2 separate regions of the Homo sapiens genome follow, and region 2 is linked to region 1. A link is a loop called in an ENCODE intact Hi-C map of the cell type or tissue named here. Cell type or tissue: ovary. All regions are shown on one strand. Links, peaks and the distances in the headings refer to the core of each region. The heading gives the core; the rest is flanking DNA.

Evidence for each region. Peaks named below come from ENCODE experiments on the same cell type or tissue, not always from the same donor. Only the 100,000 strongest peaks of a DNase experiment are listed, where the experiment ranks them.
Region 2: a loop joins it to region 1, with 2.5 times the contacts of the local background. A loop is called at or near these places in 5 of 110 quality-filtered maps.

Annotation. Positions count from the first base shown.
Region 1 is chr3:149,524,917-149,537,069 of GRCh38, forward strand. WWTR1 (WW domain containing transcription regulator 1) reads right to left here. Exons shown (of 7, transcript NM_015472.6): 5 at 2,920-3,053; 6 at 1,097-1,209. It also overlaps the pseudogene RNU6-1098P. Among named protein-coding and RNA genes, the nearest start is that of TM4SF4, 56 kb to the left of the region's middle. In ovary, for the core only: a CTCF peak has its summit at 5,928; no DNase peak of the experiment used is centred there; H3K27ac peaks cover 4,721 bases.
Region 2 is chr3:149,588,414-149,600,566 of GRCh38, forward strand. The region is part of intron 2 of WWTR1 (WW domain containing transcription regulator 1); the gene reads right to left. Among named protein-coding and RNA genes, the nearest start is that of WWTR1-IT1, 57 kb to the right of the region's middle. In ovary, for the core only: no CTCF peak of the experiment used is centred there; no DNase peak of the experiment used is centred there; H3K27ac peaks cover 1,099 bases.

The DNA.
Region 1 (12,153 bases), core at 1,742-9,741:
TGGACACCCTGGCTGTCATTTATTTTTGGTTCTAGAATATCTTCTTAGAGTTTATGACTTTCATAATTAAGTCTAGGTAAGGCTAATAAGACTAACTTCAGTTTCTGCAATTGGAAGTCTCACTCCTTGAGAAAAGGAGAAAAAGAAAGGTAATCGGGAAGCCTGGTGAGGCTGGACCTGAAGGATGCACAGGCTGGGGACAAGGTAAGAGTAACCCTGACTCTCTTCTCTTTAATTCCTGAGGGAGGATGTCGTTACCATGTTGGAACTTGGAAGTGACAATTTTGAATCCTCTGAGTTGCTCAGCATTCCAAATACCCACTGCCAATTGCTTTTCAAATGCAGTGAATGACATGAAAAAAATTGGATACTAGAACTATAAACCAGTGTCACTTTCCAGGAGAAAGGGTGGCCCATATATTACAACTAAAAACTAGAACAGCATAAATACCCCAATGTGGAAACATGGCAAACAAACAGTGGTGTCTTGATGCAATTGTGAGGAAGGGACTATATGGAGCAAAGATGAATTAAAAAAAAAAAACAACAGAATTTAAAATCCTGCGCCCAGATGTAAAACTATACTTGTATAATCTATGAGGAAGGGGCTACAGTTTATTAATAGTGCCTGGGGGTTCAGTGGCTTTTCAGCTGTTATTTTATGTTGTCGTTGAGATTGAGTGTTTCTGGTTGGATTTTAAAATTGAGATGACCGTACTCGCTCTGGCAGCACCTATACTAAAACTGGAATGATTAGCATGGCCCCTGCATGAGAATGACATGTAAATTCATGAAGCATTCCATTTTTTTTTTTTTCAACATTTTTACAGACACTCGGGACTACTGGGAGTGGGGAGGAACAAGGGGTGAAAAACAAACTATTGGGTACTATGCTCACTACCTGGGTGACGAGAGCAATCGTATCCCAAACCCCGGCATCACATAACCATGTAGCAAACCTGCACATGTACCCCCAAATATAAAATAAAAGTTGAAATTATAAAAATAAAATAAAAGAAAAATAAAATTGAGATAACCGAAGAGATCATTTAAAAAACACAAACCCATTGTAAGTGCTTGCAGGCTTTGCTCCTACCTGTATCCATCTCATCCACATTGCTGAGGAAGTCCTCCGGAGTTGTGGGGACACTGTAGCACCCTAACCCCAGGCCACTGTCAGTGCTCTGCTCCCTCGAATGATATGGCCCTCTGCAAAGCAAAAGATGAAGAAACTTCAATATGAGCCCACTAAATAAATCTCAAAATTAAAACACAGTCACAAAAGCTCTAAACTAGTGCAGTTGTGCCATGCTGCCCAACTTTCCAGGTTAGGGAGGAAGGAAAGTTTTAATTTTGAAATACATACCCTCATGAAAATGAAAATAATCATGTGTGGCCATTCACAGTAAATTGACATTGATTTCCTTTTCACCTCAAAATAACCATTTGAACATTCTTCAACATACAGAGTATGACACCATTTATGTAAAACTTTAAAAAAAAAAAACAAAAACTATGTTGAATATTGCTTATGGATACATACACTAACGGGCAGTAAGGGGTATAAAAGTCTGTGTGATGGACACACGCCAGTTTCTGAATAGTGGCTACCACTGGGGACAGAAGGGAAAAGAAACGAGATTTCAGTGGTGGGGGGATGGCTTCAAATATTAATTGTAATATTTTATTTGTTAAAAAGTAAGATTAAATAAAACTATGGCAAATCTGGGTAGTGGGTACATGGGTAATTCATGTTATTCTTTGTACTTCTCTGTGTTTCAAATACTTTAAAATCAACAATTTAAAACCTCCATTAATTATTATTTCAGCTACTATTTGTTTTTATCTCTATCTTTAATAATGTTCATAATTGTATTGTTTGTTTGCCAGACGTCTCTGCAAGGGCAGAATAAAAGGCACAGGAAATACAGAATTGCCCTTTTTATTTGATTTAAAAACTACTTCTGCTCATGAAGATATTTCTGGCTAAATTCTCTTTCCCTTTTGCTCCTTTGTTTTAATTACTTTTTAAATTGTGAAATTATTTTAAACTCACATAGAAGACGCAACAAGAGTACAGAGCGTTCCCATGTACCCTTCACCAGCTTCCCCAGTGATAACATCTTACATAACCATAGTGCAATTACCAAAATCAGAAATCTGACACTGTAGAATATTATTTACTAAACTATAGATCTTATTCACATTTCACCCTGAACATCATCTCTTTTCTTTTCTTTCTTTTTTTTTTTTTTGAGATGGAGTTTCACTCTTGTTGCCAAGGCTGGAGTGCAATGGTGCAATCTCGGCTCACTGCAACCTCCGCCTCCCAGGTTCAAGCAATTCTCAGCCTCCCGAGTAGCTGGGATTACAGGCATGCACCACCATGCCCTGCTAATTTTGTATTTTTAGAAGAGACAGGGTTTCTCCATGTTGGTCAGGCTGGTCTCGAACTCCCAACCTCAGGTGATCTGCCCACCTCGGCCTCCCAAAGTGCTGGGATTATAGGCATGAGCCACCATGCCTGGCCGAACATAATCTCTTAATTGTTCTGTTCTCAATTTGCCATATGGCATGCTTTTATCCCCTGTTGGTTACATAAAACCAGAAGATTCTTCCAAGTATAAGTACTAGACGACACCATCATGTTTAAAAATATAAGTTCATGCCCATTTTCAAATTCTTGACTAGGGGTTTACTCTACGTCCTATCACCAATTTTTTAATTTGGAAATTTTTTAACAGGCAGATGATTTCCCCTGCTTTTCTTTTTTCTGCCAGCTCCTCCCACTTCCTCCCTTTATTCTCACCCTCAACCCTCAAGCTCCCCACCTCTTCCCAATGTAAACAAAGATCCTATTATAGTCTAGATCACATAATAAAGAGAATAAAAATAAGTGGCCCCCAAATATTAACTTACCCATTGAGGAAAGGATCTGAGCTATTATTAGTGATGGATCTCATGTCTGGGGTCATCGTGGGTGGGTTGACAGCAGCCTGAACTGGGGCAAGAGTCTCAGCTTCCATGGGGAGCTGTCGACAGAGGGCAGCTTCCTACAGTCAGAATGGGAAGCAAGAGTCATGCACTCATTGTCACAAGGCATGGAGCAAAGTGTACTTCACATCAAAACTTTTCACCAAATACAAAGCACTGTGTATTTACTCCCAGCAAGTCAAAATCACCAGGCAACCATTAGTATTCTTTCTCCGAAGAAAGTCTTACAGACATAAGTCACTTCACATTCACAAAGTTAATGGGAAGCTCAGCTATTATTTGATCTAAGGGCACTTAATGTTGCAATCATCCCACCCATGCAATTATTTAAACACCCAAATCATAGAAAGCCCTCTCAAAACACTTTGTCAGAGACAAGGCTTTTTCTATCTCAGGTTCTCAAACCAAATCTACATCAATCAAAGCAATCAGACTCCTCTGGACTATAAAGTACATTCTGGTCTTTGCCACTTACAGGCCAGTAAAACTGTGGAATTACAGAGTCCAGGCTCTACATTAAATTGCATCTGGCAGTTTTATGTTTACAGACAGGAAAGCAAAACAATGAGTTGAAAGTTTACTTTAAAAAGTCAATCAGTGGCCAGGGGTGGTGGCTCACGTCCATAATCCCAGCACTTTGGGAGGTCGAGGTGGGCGGATCACTGGAGCCCACAAGTTCGAGACCAGCCTGCAACATGGTGAAACCCTGTCTCTACAAAAAATACAAAAATTAGTTGGGTGTGGTGCTACTTGGGAGGCTGAGGCAGGAGGAGCCCTGTGCCTGGGAGGTTGAGACTAAAGTGAGCAGAGATCACGACACTGTACTCCAGCCTGGGTGACAGAGTGAGACGCTGTCTCAAAAAAAACAAAAAAACAAAAAAGTCAATCTATTTGACTACTTTGTTGACTAAAATGCTGAAGGTTGGGGAACCATGTAGATCCAATCCAAATCCCACAGACAAGTAACTGTTTCACAGCATATGGATTTCATTAGCAGAAACAAATAATACAAGCATTATTTTATAAAAGCTAGCATTACATTGCTAAGAAGAGTCTATCCAAAAGGCTACAAATTTACTGACTGCAACTACTTTCTCTAGGTATAATCTCCAGGAGTCTCTCCATCTTGACAAACATAACCAGACATCAAATTCCTTTCAAATTTGCTGATGTTTCCAGAGAATACTTTTGTATGTTTACATTTGCATCCCAAACCAAGGTTAGGCCTTTCCCCATATTTATGCCTATCAGTTTCCCACTTTCCATGCTGAAGTCATTGGTCTCACTGTCCCTCAAACCCTAAAACCATGGCTACAATGGCAAACAGAACATTTAGGACTTCTAAATTACAGTATCTTCGTTAGATCTCTTCCAGCCCTAACATGATGTGACTTTAGAGGGTAGCTGCTGTCTAGACAAGTCCTAGTGAAGTCATCGGCTATAAAAATTTTCAGTTACTAGAGTTGGTTGCACTGTTACAAACCATGAGAGACCTGATTGATTTAAAAAAAAACTGTATTGTTAACTTATACTGAAATAAATCTAGCTGGAAAGGGTCTTTGGCTCACTTCTGTTCATCTAGATTGCAAATAATCAAATACTTAACTAACAAATTTTATTCAGGAATCTACAAAAAGCAAACCAAAAACTGGAGATTTTTTTGGTAAAAAGTGATTTTCATCATCTAAATCTTGGAAGTGCCTTCTGAATAAACCTAGAAAAATCAAATTATTTTCTGATAGTTGTTTTTAACATGGCAGGCAGGGTGCATTAGAAACCTTATTATCCAACCAAAGTTTTCCTGAAAGCCTCAGAAGGAACAACAGGGATTGAATCTGGCATAAAAAGCCTGAGTCCCACCAGTCCCCATCCCTCAAGCACACTCATACACCCTGAGCCACAGTTTGAAAAAATGTATCTCATCAATGGTAAATTTCTAATACTTTATTAACCATAAATGCAAGAATCTTTTGACTCATAACCCTCATTATCCAAAAACATGAACTTTACTAGAATATTCCATTTTTCAACCATTCTGAATAAATGTGGGAGTTTACCTCTAAACAAATACACTTTTAATTTAAAAGTTGATGAGATGGCTGCATTCCTTTGTATTGAAAAAACTTTATCAACATATGTCTTAAGAATACAAGTTGAGGCCGGGCGGTGGCTCACACCTGTAATCCCAGCACTTTGGGAGGCTGAGGCGGGTGGATCACGAGGTCAGGAGATCAAGACCACCCTGGCTAACAAGGTGAAACCCTGTCTCTACTAAAAATACAAAATATTAGCCGGGTGTGGTGGCATGCACCTGTGGTCCCAGATACTCAGGAGGCTGAGGCAGGAAAATCACTTGAATTTGGGGAGGCGGAGGTTGCATTGAGCCGAGATTGCACCACCATACTCCAGCCTGGGCGACAAAGCGAGACTCTGTCTCAAAAAAAGAAAAAAAAAATACAAGTTGAATCTGCAATTTCCAGGAGTTCTAAATTTATATATGGTAAGAATCATTTCTGGAACTTCATGGGATAAAAAAATACACTATATATAACACACATGAATTGTTATCTGTAATAATATATAAAATTATAAGAACAAATATCAAAAATTAGATATAAAATAAATAGTTCTAAACTTTCCTATTAATTTAAATTACTCCTAGCTATTTCCAGTAAATAAAACATAAAATAATGCTTGTGTGTGTCTAAATATATAAATAAAATATATAAATAAAATTTAAAGGATTATTTATGATAACCAAAGCTGAAAAACCTATACTATATTGGAGGAAATGTTTCACTGTGCCATTTCACATTTGTTCCATCTGTTCTAAATCAAAGAGAACAGAAGCTCTAGTCTCCAGCACTGATGTTTCCCTAACTACCCTGAAGACTTAATCACCAAGTCATCCTAAGGGCAAATGCCGCCTTCTGTCTGTAGGGGGCTCACAGTATCATTTTCTACCTTCAACTGACTAACAAATAAGAGAAAAATCAGAAAGGGTGTTGAATGTACCCGGAATGATTGCTTTTTTTTTTTTTTGAGATGGAGTCTCACTCTCTCAGCCAGGCTGGAGTGCAGTGGCGTGATCTCAGCTCACTGCAACCTTCACCTACCGGGTTCAAGCAAGTCTTGTGCCTCAGCCTCCCGAGTAGCTGGGACTACAGGCATGTGCCACCACGCCCAGCTAATTTTTGTATTTTTAGTGGAGATATGGTTGCGCCATGTTGCCCATGCTGGTCTCGAACTCCTGGCCTCAAATGATCTGCCCACCTTGGCCTCCCAAAGTGCTGGGATTACAGGCGTGAGCCACTGCACCCGGCCTGAATAATAGCTTTGAAATATAAATTAGGCCAGTCTGAGTTAGAAAGTTATTATTTATAATAGGACACTTTGTCTAAGATTATTCCAAAATCATTCTTAGGTCACAAGTTATTCCACATAGCAGCCAAAGTGAAGCTCACGTGACCCCCTGCTCTAAAGCGACCTGCTTCTTGTTCCACCTGGATGGTAAATAGAGGCAGGTCCTCACTGCAGACCACCACACCCTGCATAACAGCCCTGGCCACCCTTTCCTCCCATGTCTCTGATGTGCTCCCCTCCTTCACCCCCTTCCAGTCTCCTGGTTTCTCTGCTGCTCCTCCCACCTCCTGCACCTGCGCCAACTGTTCTATCTGCTTGCAAGGTGTTCCTCGAGTCTTCCTAAAGCTTATTCCCTCACTTAACGCCTGCCTCCTACAGACGCCATCTCTTCAGAGATGCTCCTACCTCACCCCTGTCTAAAATGGCCTCACCCCTGTCATTTTCTGTCTCTTAATCTGCATTAATTTTCTTCAGTGCAACTTAAGTTTTCATTCTCTGTCTTTCCTACTAGAATGTAAGCTCCACGAGGGAAGGGGCCTTGTTTGTCATGTTCACTCCTGTACCCAACTACCTTAACAGTGCTAGGCATACAGTGGGTACTTGGAAATATAAACTAAGAACATGCAATCTCACCTCAGCCACAAATATGAGAGAAATAATAGCCTATTGTATACAACCCAACTAGCCAGGTGCAGGCTCCATCCTCAAGAAATGGTCCTGCTGCACTCTTTCCTGCTCCTCACATAGGATGAACAGGAGGGCCGAGTGGCCAGGAGCTAGATGCTTGAATTGGAAACCTGGTCCTGCTATCTAACAGAAAGTTATTTAACCCTCTGTTCTTCATTTGTAAAGTGGGGATAATAAGAGCACCCACCCAAGAAGGCTGCTGTGATGATAAAACGGGATAACACTACAAGGTGCTTAGAACAGTGCCAGGCACTCAAGATCACATAATAAATACTGAAGGAATTATTATTATTTCATTTTCTGAATTCCAATCTCAAAAAAAACAAAATAAACAATTTTAAAAGTCACACTGTCATGTGGAACTGATCCACTTTAAGTGGTGAGAGGTTTCTTCCTGGTCAACTTTCACCTTGGAGGGATTAAACCAAAGTGTGAAATTCATCATAATGGTCACCAAGGCTAAGAAAACAATTTTTTTTAAACAAGGAGAGGTTTATAAACCATTTTTATATAACATAAAATTTGTTCGAATATAAATGGAAAGTAGTGAGATGTTTTACTTCACTTAAATTTTATAATACGAGTTCTATATTTAGAACTTTAAAAATTCTAGCCTTTTTTTGAATGAAAATACTTCCCTATTCCAACTCATGAACTGAAAGAGAAAAAGAAACTGTACAAAACCCGAGGTCTGAAAATAAAAGGGCTAACCTCACCAACATGTTGCCATCCAAACAGGGGAGGGTTTTGTTTTAAACTAAATTTAGGTATAAAATTAAAGCCCAGACCCAGTAGGATTTGGACTGCCACATGACATCCACTACCCTTGCGTGGGTAAAAATGAAAGGCAAACGTCTGACTTAGACCAAACAGCAGCAGTCAAAATGGATGAAACTAAAGCAGCTGAAGCAAAGACAAAGACAGGCACTGGATGAAGTAAGCTTCCATGGAAACAGAGGGGTGACAGTTGGTCAAGGCTGGCTGAGGGCATAACTCAAGGCCTCTGCCGCTGAGCATCGGTGGTGCAGCTGCCTTCACTCAGCACCCCTTCCTTCCTCTGCTCCCTCTAGTCGAGGCAGGAAAACAAACGCTAAGCTGGCTTGTCACTCATTTCCCACTGTGCTCCAGTTAAACATGTATATTCACAGATCCCTTCCAGGGTCCCCTCTGTGTCCACCCTGCCCTCCAAACAAACCTTCAGTTTCCTAGACCAAGCTCAAAACCTGCTTTCTGTCTCAAGAAGCAGGTCATCATTGCTTCTCTAGCTAGTCCAACTGACCTCTTCCTCCAATCAACCTTCAAGTGCAAGGCTGCATCCAGGTCCCTACCCAACACTTTATCTTACTGAAATCTTTTCAAAGAGTGACCAGAGACCAATCAGGATAGAGAGGGGTCAGGGCATCACATCCTATGAAGAAGAGTGGGGCTATTTAACCACAGGGGAAGACTAGAAGGGCACACAGTGGCTCTCAAATTATTAATGAACTGTCACAGGAAAGAAGGAAGATCTCTTCTAGCCTAGATTTGAGGCAGATACGATGAAGGGCTTTCTAGTTACTTATCAGTTCAGGGCAGGAACTGCCTTCTTCTCAATTCTCCAGGCTATTAGCCACCGGATTTCTGAAACAGTAGTTGGGGTTTAAGTTGGGGTCCAGAGCTTGGCACCGAAAAGGCAGCATGGCACAAGAGCAAAACTGTCTTTGGAACCAGAAAGATTGGAGTTCAAATCCCAGTTCAGTTACTACATGTTGTGGCATCTTGAACTAAATTCTTAACCTTTCTTGACAGTTTGTTCACCTGAAAAAAAAAAGGTGGTTTATAAGACTGATCTTGCTGGGATGCTATAAAGATTAGAAAGCGTACTTATAATGGACCTGGCACATTGACGCAGTTAACAGAACAAGCTGCTGATAGTGTTAAATGGTGTGGGAGGCAGAGATACTAGCTAAAAATTGCATATTGCTTACTGTGTGTGAAACACTGTTCTAAGCCCTTTAACATGTTATTTCCCATCCTGGCTAACATGGTGAAACCTTGTTTCTACTAAAGATACAAAAAAATTAGCCGGGCATGGTGGCATGTGCCTGTAGTCCCAGCTACTTGGGAGGCTGAGGCAGGAGAATTGCTTGAACCCAGGAGGCGGAGGTTGCAGTGAGCCAAGATAGTGCCACTGCACTCCAGTGTGGGTAACAGAATGAGACTCTGTCTAAAAAAAAAGAAAGAAAAAGAAAAGAAAAGAAAAGAAAAACGTGTTATTTCATCTCTTCCTCGTGACAACCCAATTGTCTCCATTTTACAGATGAGGAAACTGAGGCTCAGAGTTAAGAGTGTGGCAAAGTCTCAGTGTGGCAGAGAAAGAAAAGTTGAGGGTTGAGGTTGACAGACCTCAAATTGTCAACCCTTTCACCTGCTGGCTGTGAGAACTGGGCAAGTTACTTCACTTTTCCGAGCCTGTTTTCCCAGCAATAAAATAGAAAGACCAACCCCTCTACCTCAGACAGTTCAGAGGAAATTTAATGAAACAGCCGATTTAACTTTCCTGAACATAGTTTTCCTCCCTGAACAGGGCAACAGAATGAACTGGATGTATTCAATGATAGTTTTCAACGTATATGAGTGGAGCTCATGTCCTAGGAATTCACAACCCATCAAGCAAAGTTACAAGTTCCAATTTCAAGGGCACTTTTCAGAAGGAAAGCTCTCCCTGCTGACCCTGACCCAACCCTCCTCCAACAAATTTATTTTTGTCTATGTCCAAGCTTGGGGTGGAAAGACTTGCAAAATAAGGGCTCAAGAATCTCTTGGTGAGTTTGTGGTCAACTATCTAGCTCTCTGAAGTGAGTAATTATTTATGGGCTAAAAAATACCCTTTCCTAGCAGCTGGAGGACGGGTGATGTGTAAAATAGCTGAAGAAGTAAGGATGTGAAAGACAAATGATTATTTGTGAGCTGAAGGTGTCCCAGGAAGCAAACCTCAAACCTCCTCTCCTTCTAGGTCCTTGGCCTGCAGCTTGCCTGTGGAATAAACCAACAGAGGAGGTGAGAAAGTAAACGGCAGCTGAAAGCATCTGCAGCTCTGTCCCGCCTTGGCTGAGGGAACACTCTGCCAGCCAGCTCCTGCCCTCACCAGAATGCACTTCAAAAGGGAAACAAATGACAATCAGCTCTTCAGAGGCTGCTCTGCTTGATTTAAGTGTGTGTGGCCAGGGACTCTACAAACATGGAAGATTGGATTGTTTTAATTATAAAGGGTGGGGTGAGTAGAAAGAAAATGAAAAAAAAAAAGACAGTATTTTGAAATCCTAACATTAAAATAGTTATTCTGGATGCAGAGAAATTGCTTTCTCTGCCAAAACCCTGAGGGACTTCAGAGAGAGAATGCCGAATTATTTACCTTCTTTACGGGGGACGGCGGGGGGAACAAAAAAAAATTACTGATGTATATTTCTTTTTAATTCGGTGCCAAGGGATTCTAAAATGCACTGTCACACTTCCCGGAGACTGCCTTTTTGAAACAACTCATCACTAATGCTCAGCTGCCAGACTGTCCCTACAAAAGAACAATCGAAACTGCGATACTTTTAGGAAGCCATTTACTAAGTTTGTCATTATTATCTATGGTCTATTTGTTGCTCTTTTTACTCAGAGTGCATAAAGCAAATTTGTATTATTCCACAACTGGTTTCTGTTGTCCTTTCAAATCACATTAAAGAAAACATTATAATTTAGATACTCGTCTGTCTTCACTTAAAAAAAAAAAAAAAGGCTGAGGCCTGGTGCAGTGGCTCACACCTGTAATCCCAGCACTTTGGGAGGCCAGGGTGGGCAGATCACTTGAGGCCAGGAGTTCGAGACCAGCCTGGCCAACATGGCAAAACCCCGTCTCTACTAAAACACAAAAAATTAGCCAGGCGTGATGATGCGCACCTGTAATCCCAGCTACTCAGGAGGCTGAGGCATGAGAATCACTTGAACCTGGGAGGTGAAGGTTGCAGTGAGCCAAGATTGTGCCACAGCACTCCAGCCTAGGTGATGAAGTGAGACTGTGTCTCAAAAAGAGAAGAAAAAGAAAAAAAAAGACTTGAATTGATACTATTGTTCAACAACAAGGGCACACTGGGACATTTTGGAAAATGGATTATTTCTGGGACATGTAAGCAAATAAAACGCTTGACACAAGCTAGAATGGAAGCTCTGTGAGGGAAGGGGCTGGGGTCTGTTGTTCACAGCTGTACTTTTAATGCCTAGAGCATTTGTAAAACAAATATATGAACGAATGAACTTAAATAGCCAAGCTTATATGGAGGGATTTATAGATTCACAAAATATTAGACTACGTGACCTCTGTTAACCCAGTCAACTCTGAAACCTAATGCTATGAAATGCTTTTCTAAAAGTTAAATAGTCCCCTGTTCTGAAGCAAAGGCTATGAAATAGCCTACATTTATGCTTCATGATCTGCTCCAATACGACACTCTCCTAGCTCGCTAAATAGCTATTCTTTGCATGACAAAAAAAAAAAGGGGGGGGCCTCAGAACCTTCCCCAGGCCAGTGCTGCTCACAGCCAGGTGTGTCCCCCTCCAGGAGCCCTCTGTCAGGATGGCTGTGCGAGGTCAGCCAGCTGGCCCGCCGCGCCTGGTGGCTGTCAAGCCTGGCAGAAATCCCACAGACCTGCCAAAAGAATTCCGAGGCCTCCCTCTTTTCTCGTCCCTGTTGCCCCGGCGACCCGAGGCCAGGCTTAGTCAGCATTTTTGTTTGACAAACTGCATTCTCCTGTCCCCCAACCCCCAAATTAAAAAAAAAAAAAAAAAGAAAGAAAAGGTTGAGGGTAAAAGCAGGGCTGAATTTGCTTTGGGAATAATGATTTCTCTACAAGGCAGCCCCCGTGAAGGGACAAGGGGGAGCCAAGGCTTTGCCACTTACTCGTCTTCCAGGTCCTGGTCCTCGAGGTTAAAATCTTCCAGAAAGATGGCCCCAAACCGTTATATTTAAATGAATAACACACATGAAAAGAAATACTCTCTTCAGGTAAAGCCATATGCCTGTTTTCATGTCAAGGAATTGTTCTTTTAGATAAACAGGCATTGAGAAGCCTGTTTCTCAATGTC
Region 2 (12,153 bases), core at 2,200-10,199, 64 kb after region 1:
TCCAAACCAATACAAGTATGCAGAATGTATGCTTAAGGATGTCCACAGCGGTTTTGTTTCTATCTTTAGTGTATGATGATAGAATGGTTAAACAAATTATGGTACAGTCAGACAGTGGAAGACTGAACAGACATGATAAATTACATGGATCTGTATTTGCTAAAATATATTGTGGGAGTGAACATAATCCCGTTTTGGTAAATAGAACACATATGAACAAGGGGGAAGTAGGCTTTATTCATATCTTTACATTTCTTTGTTCTTTTTGTACAATAAGCATTATTTTTCTAATCAGAAAAAAAATGAGAAAGCTATCCTCCCCCCAAAATGAACCCATTTCCTGCTTAAAAAATGATGCTGCATTCCACATTTGAACCTATACCTGCTCATTACAGCCTCTGAAAATAATTCCACAGCTATAGTGCAGGACTGAAAATCTTGTCTCTGCCTTAACTGTGAGTTGGAAAAGGCGCCACCATAATACTCCCATGAGTGCTTAGCCTAAAGGTGCTCTGAACTAGAGAGAGGCACAAAAGGGGGAAAAATGCAATAGAAGGAAGGGATAAAGAGGATCAAGGGAAGTTCTATAATTAAGCAATATTTTACGGCTGCCTCTGGCAGCTGTTTGAGTGAGCGGGAGAATCTAAACGAGGTGTCAACAGACACAGGAGCTGCCCTCTCCTTGGGCAGATCCAGCAGGGCCTAGCATGTCCTGTACTTCACAGGACAATCTGGGGCATCTTATATCCAGCACCTGTCAGCCTGGGAGACTCCCAGCTGCAATACTGTTATTGCTGTCATCTGCCTAATCCAGAAGGGAGCGGCATTTATTGTATCTAGAAAGAAAGATTAGGCTAAAATATATTTGACTGTTCTTATGAAAGAGAATGCATGCCTCACGTAACTGTGTTTGTTTTCTTCTTGTCCCTCCTGACTTTTTCTGTTTTTATCAAAGGAAGAAACCTACTCTTGCAGCTGTATTTTTCATTTTTAACCCCCACGTTAATCATATATTCACAACAAATAATGGTTTAAATTTAGTCTGACGACCAGCCACAAGGCTCCTTCTCATCCCACTATGAGGCACATCCTGCCTTCAGACTCTTTACGCAATCCTCATTGACTTGGAGAGGAACCCCGTGCAATGAGTTAAACAGGATATAGACCATCATAATTACCAGAGGAAATGGTATTTTCTTTACAGGATACATTTAGATTTTTCCTTTCCATGAGTTTTTTTTTTTTTTAATGGTGTTAAAATGAAAGGAGACTTTAAAGCAGCTTTCAACTTCTCAGTAGCCCCAACTATGGACTAAATGCAGAAGGCCTTACACACAGCAGACATTAAAAAACTACTCATAGAATAAGTGACTGAATTAAAGGAATGAATGAATGAATGAATGAACATATTTAATGGGTTTACTTCGACAAATCATTTTGCTTCTAGGTATCAAATATAACAGTTGAATCTTATTCACATCATATATGTTTTTATCTGTAAGTACTCATAAAACTAATCTAGGAAGATTTGTTCCTTACTTGCCCCAGAAAGGAACAAATTCTAGAGAATGCTGTCACATTCTATTAAACAAATTAAGTCATTCTCAATTCATTCCTGTTGATTCTGCAAACTGCTCGGCTGAGCCTCTACCAGGTACTATACACCATGGGTCCTGAAAGTCCACCATATCTAGCATACAATAGACACTAAATAATAAATGTATGTTGAATGAATTGCTACTTATATTCCTAATAATGACAATCATGGTAATAATGATAGTTACAATAATAATTATTCATATTAATTATTAGTCATAATATTCACAATAACCATGCTGTTAATGTCTGATAATAATAGTTGACATTTATATACCATTTTATGGCTTCAAAAATGATCTTAACTTGATCATTACATAACAGGCTTACTAATCTCTGTTTTTAAGAAATAAAAATGGGCCGGGTGCGGTGGCTTACACCTGTAATCCCAGCACTTTGGGAGGCCGAGGCAGGCGGGTCACCTGAGGTCAGGAGTTTCAGACAAGCCTGGCCAACGTGGTGAAACCCCATCTCTACTAAAAATACAAAAATTCACCAGGCATGGTGGCGGGTGTAATCCCAGCTACTCGAGAGGCTGAGGCAGGAGAATCGCTTGAACCCGGGAGGTGGAGGTTGCAGCGAGCCGAGATCATGCCATTGCACTCCAGCCTGGGTGACAAGAGGGAGACTCCGTCTCAAAAAAAAGATACAGAAACAGAGTTGGGTGAAGTAAACCTACTTAATAAGTTCTTAGTTTCCATGTGGCAGAGCAGAGTCAAATCTTGTTCTCATAATAAGGTCTAGGGCTTTTTCCATGATACAATACTGCCTTGTGAACCCAAAGAGGCTGACGTGCATAACTTGGGCCATTAGGAAGGAAGGAAAAGGGGAGGTGGACCGTCAGCACTGCTGATAGCCTGACTTTGTCCTGGAACAATATCTCCTGCAGGCTTGGTCCTCCTCTTGCTTCAATAACACACCACCATCCCTCCTTGTCCCTCCTGAAACCCTTGAGTCACACAGTATGTCAACTTGCCTGCAAAACTTAGCTTTTTTTTTTTTTTTAACACCCTGGTTTTAATTAGGCATATCCTGTCAAGAAAAGGGACTCTTGTGACAATAAAACAAATTAGGTCCATGTGATCCTGTAGTTGTTAGGGAGAAAGGAAAGAAAGAAATACAAATACTACTTAAAAAAACATAAATACAAAGCGGAACGCCAACTCTCCACTATGACCTAAAAGGAAGAGGTAAAAGGACTCTGAAGATAGATTTGGAGATGCAAGGCAACAGCTGAATATGCCATGAGCAATGCTGGAACCCTAAGCCAGAGCTGGGGATGTGATTCTTAAGGCCCTGCCACTTGGAAAGCCAAAACCTGTTCCTTCAGAAGCCAGTCTCTGATAGTAACTTTAGCCTAACTTGCCTTCCATTTTTATTAATGCTTTTAATATCATATTGCCTTTAGTTTTTATTAATGTTTTCATTATTTTAATAACTAGGGAAAATATTCAAATAGGGCTGTTGTATAAAATGTGTTCAGTCTATAATAAGCTATGTAACCAGCCTTTATAATTGACTATATAACTGTAATTACTTAACTAAAATTCAAGATGTACATTCACTTTTCCTAAATTTTCTCTAAACAAAAAAAAGTAGTAGAGATAAATTCCAATTTTTCTAAGAAATTACCTTTTCATGATAATATCTTATGTTTTAAAACATTTACACAAAAAACATTTTTGCAATGTATTCTGAAATTAAAAATAGTTATATTAGAAGAAACATTTCATTCTGGGTTAGGAATTGTAGTCATTTTAAATGACTTGAGAAAAAAGTTCATGTTTAAATACTCAGACCCGTAATAAATATATTAATACAAAAGTGCGGGAAAATGTACAAATGTTATCATATGTTGCCAAATGTGAGAAACATTGCGGGAGGGGGTAGGAGAAAGAATTAGTGAATACAAAGTCATTGTGAATTCAGCAAAGGGAGAGACACTTCTGATTCTGCCAACTGCATCTGGTATTTCCACCTAAAATCTACTTCTCCGGTAACAAATGCTTTCAGGTTCAACCAGACTGTGAGGAGACACAGCTATGGGGCAAGGTAACCTCAATGATGTTCTATAAAACATCAGTCCTAGAAGATAATCCCCCTCACCCCTGCACCCAAAAGGGTTCTGTTATCAAATAAGTATGGAAAACACTGAATGTTATATTCCTCTCCTAATATTTATACAATACATATGCATATAAAAGATTCTAGTTTTCAATTAGCTTAATCCCACATTTCTGTAATTCATTTTATGTGTAACTTTTTTCACTTAATTATTACTATCCTATAGAATACATTTTAAGAAGTTGCAAAATATACTATTTATGGTATTTATTACAAGCATGACTTCAGATTCAACAGCATTGTCTGAACACACACTGTGCTTCTGACACTATGGCAATATTTTATACCCAACTGACCAGAACTAAAAAAACTACAGGCGTTCCTATCCAAAGGCACTGAATAAATGTAAGTACAATGCTATGAAGCCCTGATGCCAAAGCATCCCAACGACAAAGTTCATTCAAAGCAGAGCTAATATAGATTAGAGAGATTAATCGGCATATATCAGAATATATATATACAGGCATATATGTATGTGTATAAATATATATACATATGTAAAACACACATGTAAATTTCCATATAGCTTGAAATTAACTTGTGTTTTTAAAAAGTGACCTGAACTGTTTATACCCAGAAAGCTTTTAATCGTCCGCTGTATTTTAAAATCAGGAGCCTGTATCTATTCTTAGTGTGCTTTCGAAATAAAGCTTCCCTTGGTTCGGGGTCACAGCTGCTGCAAAGCACTCTGGGTGGCTCCTCTCCATCCCTTTGAAACAGCTGGTGGGAACCTAGTATAAGGCCTTGAACCCAGCTGTTCAATCTTACTTTCTAACTTTAGCAAGTCCCTTCTCCACTAATGTCACTGGGGCATGCCACATTGAAAAACACACCAGAGATGGTAGATTCCTATCCCTGCTAAAAAAAACTCCAGGCACACCGAGCCAAGTTACACTCATGTACCAATCACAGTATCACCCAGATACCGACTGCAGGATCCGCGTGATCTGATTTAGGCTGGGCATACCAATGATTTAAGAAGGCTTCCCTAGACACCACAAATAGGCATGCTGCCATCACTCCTGCCAGTTCAGTGCATTAGAAAGTTACCGACTACCAGTGGCAGAGCCCCACAACGTAGAATCGAGAAGACCATGAAAACCAACCTCAGATTCAAAAGACTTGCACATACAATGTGCTGTCTGGTGGCTTTTGTCTCCACAATGTTAATGCACCGTACACTACTCATGAAGCCCTCATAATGTAATTACTTCTATTTAATTGATTGTACATGCCCTCGTCTTAGTTTTCTTTCTTTTTTTTTTTTTAATTGCATGCTCATTGTAATTACTTGCCCCAAAGCCAGGAGATTTCAGAAATATTTGACTGTTTATTACCCTTTGAGAATTACTAATTAAAATAATTTCCTTCAGTGAAAAGGGTTGCTCTTTTCCTGATTCCACTTCGACACTGCTCACCACTGAAGAGAACTCTAAGAATGCCTTGCTAAGCTCCCCTGTAATTGACTGCCTCCTTTGTTAACACATGCGTGGACTTAAAAAACATTAAACGACTTATACAAATGGAAACAAAATGCTCTTTGAGTTCTATTGATAACTTAACCTTTAGTGTTTTGGATGAAATCCCAATTCTAGGGAAGCAGGGGGAGCCATTGAATGAAACCATTATGTAAAACATTGTTGTGGGAATTATTTTGTGTGAAAATATATACAGTATATCATTTAAAATGTCTTTGAAGGTGGGCTTTCAAAATACCTAATTAAAATATACATATTTTGTATGGCTTCTCTACTTCGTGCTTCCTTTTTCAGGGAAAGAGAAGAAATTTGCATAAGGCAAATGAACCCATGACGCTGGATGTTAGAGTAGGTACCCTTGGGGAATCTGGAAGGGGCGCTTTTTGGAGCTGGGAAAAATCCTGTTTCTTGGGTCAGAGACCTGCTTACGTGGGTGTGTTCAATTTGTGCAAATTCATCAAGCCGTTTATTTATGGTTTGTATACTGTTCTACAAAAATTCTACTTCATTTCTTAAAGTAATCAAGAGAAATTACCTCCATTTTTTTCAAGTAATTTGTATAAAAGACAAAGGGATGTAGTTTCCATATAGCAGAAGCCTAAGAATTACTCTGAGGCATTTACAAGGAATAGAAATTAAGACTGTGGTCAGGGGGCCTCTCTGAACTTATTCTGGTTTAGGAGTTCCCCCTCCCCCTCAAAAAGACTGTAATTGATTTTTCTATGTCGATTTTTTTTAAATGGTGTACAATATTTGGTTTGAGCAAGCCGATGTAAAAAAACACATCTGAGACCATTAGGAATATTTGAATATGTACTGGATATTAAATAATATTTTAAGAAATTATTGCTTCTATCCTGATAAGATACAATAAGAAATTCACAAAATCATTTATGCTGTATTTTTGTGAAAAATTTTAACCTAATTTAATCATAAAGAACCCATCGTGTGTGATAGTGGTCTAAAGTTTTTTTCAAAACAGGTTAAGACGAAAAACAAACAAAATGGTCAAGGGGAGAGACACTTTTTGAATCAGGAGAAACATAATTATTACTAAATGCAATATGTGAATCTGATTGGATCCTGCACTGGGGAAAACAGACACACACACAAACACACACACACCACACACACACACACAGAGCTACAAAAGACATTTTTGGAACAACTGGGGGAATTTGAATAAGGGCTAAATATTAGGTCATATTATTGTACTAAGGTTAATTTTCTTGGGTATAATAATAGAATTTGTTATGGTATAAAAGAATGTCTTATTCTTAGGAAATGCATTCTAAAGTACTTAGGGAAAATCTCATATTGCCTATAACCTCTTTTTTACTTTTTTTTTTTTTTTTTTTTTTTTTTTTTTGAGACGGAGTGTCGCTCTGTTGCCAGGCTGGAGTGCAGTGGCGCGATCTTGGCTCACTGCAACCTCTGCCTCCCAGGTTCAAGCGATTCTCCTGCCTCAGCCTCCCTAGTAGCTGGGACTACAGGCATGCACCACCACGCCCAGCTAATTTTAGTATTTACAGTAGAGACAGGGTTTCACCATGCTGCCCAGGACGGTCTCAATCTCTTAACCTCGTGATCCACTCACCTCGGCCTCCCAAAGTGCTGGGATTACAGGCATGAGCCACCGCGCCCAGCCTTGCCTATAACTTCTTTTGGAAAAAGGTTAACAATTGCTGAACCTAGATAAAGAGCAAACTCTCTTTCAACATTTTTTCAGGTTTGAAAATGTTCAAAAACAAAAGAAAAAAATAGGTTATTGTTGATTTTGTCACACATGTAAATAGTAATTTTGTTATGTAAGAAAATGTTCTTCTTTTTTAGAGGCAACTATTTAAGTATTTAGGAGTAAAATATCATATATTTTATTTGCTTGAAAATACTACTATTAAATAACATATTAAACAAATATACCAAATGTTAACAATTCTTAAATCTAGGCAAGGGGTATATGGTGGGTCATTACCCTATTACTCTCTCCTTGCATGTTTGACATTTTATTACATAAAATGTGATCAGATTTTTTTAACAATAAAATCCTTCCTACTTGGTTCAAGTTTCCAAAATGAACTGCAGTAGAATTCCTCCCAAATTAACATTCATATTATGGTTCAAATTTCTCCATAATTGGGCGAGGCGCGGTGGCCCATGCCTGTAATCCCTGCACTTTGGGAGGCCGAGGCAGGTGAACACCTGAAGTCAGGAGCTCGAGACCAGCCTGTCTAACATGGTGAAACCCCATCTCTACTAAAAATACAAAAATTACCCCAGGCATGGTGGCACGCACCTGTAATCCCAGCTACTCGGGAGGCTGAGGCAGGAGAATCGCTTGAACCCGGGAGGTGGAGGTTGCAGTGAGCAGAGATCACCACATCACTGCACTCCAGCCTGGGCAACATGGTGAGATTCCATCTCTCAAAAAAAAACAAAAACAAAAACAAAAAACCAAGTTCTCCATAAACTGGTATTGTCTTGGGAGACATTATTAGCTCAATGGACTCAAAATTCTTTGTACATAAAATCAAATAGCATATTTCCTTCTATCCTCCAGTTATAACAAAAATTACAGTAAAGGACAGTAAGTGTTCTAAGAGAAGTAGTGAAGTCTGTTCTGAAACTGAAAGTTGTTTGGATGTTTTCCAAAGACAAGCCATCATATTCCTGCCCTGCTCTCTCAGACCTGGCACTGATAACACAACAGCCTTCAGGAATTCATTTTTCTTCTGAATCATTCTCCACTGGGGAATTAGCCCTGGCATTTCTAATTCCCTTGCTGGGCACAAGCAAGCCCTGGCACCACAGCTTTCCCAGAGAAATCCCTCTGTAACCTGTTCCTCTGTCAGTGCACTGATTAAGTTAGAAAAGGTGAGCCCACTTCTCTGTGGCTCGCTGACCTCAGGACATGAGGAACTGTGGATTTGAATACACAAGGCAACAGCCGTAGTGCAGTGGATCTTCTAGTGGACCCGCCACTGGTACACATTTTCTTGACTCTGAGGACAGAGGCTGAAGAGCACTCAGAGCAGTACCTGGTGCCATCACTCAGACTTTGAAGCCATGTTGCATAACAGATAATGATGTGCGCAATGGCGAATCTTGTTTGAAGGTAAGATCTGCCGCTTACTAGCTGTGTGACTTTGGATAAGCTACTGTGCTTCTATTTCTCAGTTTCTACATCTATACAGTGGAGATATTGCACAGTGGTTAAGACGTCTGGAATCAGATTGTGTTCCAATAGTAGCTCCTACACTTTCTACTTAAATTAACTTGGGCAAATTACTTAATCTCTTGGTGCCTCCATTTTCTACCAATATCTATGACACACAAAGACCTTAGAACAAAACCTGGCAGATAGAAAACTATCAATAAATATTAGCTACCATTATGATTAGGACACAATGATCTACTCCATAAAGTTACCCTGAAATTAAAGTTAATAAAGCATGCAAAGCTCTTAACATGGTGCCTAGAACACATAATTGTTTAATAAATGTTAGCTATTGTGATTTGGCTTCACAATAACTGTTAGGTAAACAGTGCCAATATTAGTATTTTATTGATAAGGAAGCCAAGGATCAAAAAGACTCAGTGACTTTCCCTCTGTCGTATGCTGACAACAATGACTTTACTATTCCATGCTCATACTCTTCCTAAAATTCTCTATGCCTTAAGGATCCACTATAAAGAACAGAGAGAAACTAAAATAGGCCAGGAGCCTGTAATCCCAGCACTTTGGAATGCCAAGATGGGTGATAGATTGAGCCTAGAGGTTCGAGACCAGCCTGGGCAACATGGTGAAACCCCAGCTCTACAAAAAAAAAAAAAAAGAAGAAGAAGAAGAAGAAGGAAAAAAAAAAGAAAAAAAGAAAAATTATCTATCTAGGCGTGGCAGCGCACACCTGAAGTCCCAGTGCCTCGAGAGGCTGGGGTGGAAGGATCACCTGAGCTCAAGGGAGGGTGAGGCTGCTGTGAGCTGTGTGAGAGTGAGATCCTGTCTCAAAAAAAAATAAAATAAAGTAAAAAAGATAAACTAAAATAGCATTTGAAGATAGACTCATTAACATCAGCATAAGCATTCTGAAGCTAAGTTTAAAATATAAACTAGTAAATGATGAGACTGGGAAAGATGCTTGGAAGAAAAGCAAGGAGTCCAACCTTGGACACAAGTGCACTTTACTTCGTGCCACTGAAAGTGTAGGCCGAATCCTTTTTTTGTTTGGTTTGCTTGAATCACATTTTAAATGCACAAGAGAGGTCACCCTTTGAAAATTAATTCTGTGCAAATCTTTTTGGAATGATTATTTTTTAAAAGAAATAAGCTCCACCCTTTTATAAATGGGATTGTAGTTAAAGATTTTCTGTATCTGCTTCACTCAAAACAAGCAGCATCTGTACTCAAGTGCATGCCTGCAGGTGAGTGTTGTTGGTTAAGCTCAGGTGAACAGTGAAGGTCCCTGAATATGTGACAGGGCCTAACACAGGTGTTGGTGTTTGACCTACAATGTACCAGAAAAGCCGTAAAGGCAAACCCCCCAATAGATCCTTCACATTACCTGTCTCCTAGCAGCATGTCAAAAATCAGTGCAAACGTAACAGAAGAATGCCAAAGTCAAGAATACAACTGAGAACATCTTGAAGCTACGAATTAGTACTTGCCACCATCCAGCTGTTGGTTGCCTATAGATTATCAAGAATTTTACTTGTATCATTATCTCATTTAATACTCACAATAATCCTGGAAAAATTATTATCCCCATCTTATAAATGAGGAAACTGAGGCTCAAAAGTTTAAAAGACTTGCCTGAAGCTACATAGCTCATAAGTAAAAGAGTAGGAATTTGGACCCAAGTCTGACTGGCACTCAAGCCAAGCACTCTTGAAATTTTCTTTAATCTTCTTTCTAGTGTCTCCTAGTGTCTCCCAAATTGCTTGGATTACAGGCGTGAGCCACTGTGCCTGGCTGGTTTCTGTCTTTTTTCTAATGCATGTTTTTTCCATGGCTGTGACCATATTGTGGAAAATGCTGTATTCCATTTTTTTTTCATTTAACATCATAACAATATTCAAATGCCGTTAAAAACTTTCATCAACATCATAATTTAATTAACAATTCCTTACTGTTAGATATTTATATTTTTCTTTATTCATTACAAATAATGCTTCAACAAACATCCATAAGCATAAGCTTTTCTCAATGTTTTGAGTTATTTCTTTAGGCTAGAGCCCCAGAATCAGTACCACTGGGTCAAAGAGCATGAATGTTTTATCATTTGCTTATTTTTTTTAGAGTGAAAAAAGTACGGCCTTATTACTTGTAAGTCATTATATATGGATTTTTAAATTATTATTTGTACATAAGAACAATTTTAATGATATTTGCACTATCAAATTATCTTTAATTGGCCAACCAATTTTTATGACACACTGACATGTTTGGATTATATCAGTCCATAAGGTAAAGATTCCAAAATGGCAATGACCAAGGTCTACCATAGGCACCTTGGTTAGAAAGTATCACTCTGCATAGTACTGACTTGTAGATGAATAGCTGGATATTGGAAGGAAGATTTGATTCATGAAGGTTAATGGGCTGGGGAAAGCAATGGGTCCAATTAGCAAATGGATTGTTCTTGGACCTTCTGCTAGTCTCAAAAGGATAAGCTTATGGTTCCCATGGCCCATGGCAGAAAACACAGAACAAATAACCAGGTTAAACACTGAAGTTCAAAAGTTGGCCAGTAATGGTTGTCAAGGGCTGTGTCCAGGAAATCCCGCCAGACAGGCACTGTTTGCAAATGGCTGGGAAATATGGTCTGTTGCCATCAAAAACAGATGAAAAGCAGGATTTGGTTAAAAGAGTAAGTCTTTGCGCAAGCAAAACCTTTCCAAAATAAAGAAACAGTGTATAGCTGTTGCCAACTGACCTTGACTGAAAAGAGGGGCCAGTCCTGTACCAATGCTCATTATAACCAGTCTCAAACTACTTAAATGGTGTTGAGTGGAAATAAGACTTAATCAAGTGAAGAACCTGCCAGCTTTGACAGTGGTAATATCCCAAACTAAAATCCTCAAGAGTATCATTAAATCAAAAATTTTTTAAACTTAAAAGTAAAATACACCAAGGCAATAATATCTACTTTAGTATTAAGAGAAACTACAATAATATGAAGGAGGATCCATTAAGTTACATGTTCAAAAACATCAAAATTCCAAGAGTTTGAGACATCTTTAAATAGCGACAAGGTATATAATGGGCCCTTCATCTTCACCTGTTTCACATCCTGGGATTCAACCAACATTGGCCTGAAAATATTCAAAATAAATAATGATAGTACAACAATTTGTAAAAATGAATACAAATAAAAAACAATACAATGATACAGTATAACAACTATTTACATTGCATTTACATTTTATCAGGTATTATAAGTAAATCTAGAGATGATTTAAAGTATAAGAGAGGATGTGTATAGGCTTTATGCAAATATGATGACATTGTCTATAAAGGACTTGAGCGTCGTCAAATTTTTGTATCTTCCAGGGTCCTGGAACCAATCCTTTCCGGACACCAAGGGACAACTGTATATCACACAGTGTAATCAAATGGGGCAAGGGCCTATTAATAATAATCTCTTCAAGTAATGCCATTATTAAGAATCAGTAGCAGTAGCTTTAATTAAGATTCTACCTGTAACACAGTCCCCGATGGGAATATAATTGAGTTAATATATGTAAAGTGCCTGGTACATAGCAAACACTATGAAGTATTAGTTAAGCTAATAAAGTCACAGGGCCAAAAGGGAAAAGAGGAGCCTGACAGCTTCCTCACCCTGATTCTTCTCTGTCCCTCCAAGCACCTCAAGCTGGGACCTCAGTCCTCTGTCCTTGACACTCACTCCACTCACCTGAAGGGGAAGAATAAAATAAAATTGATAATAAGCATTAG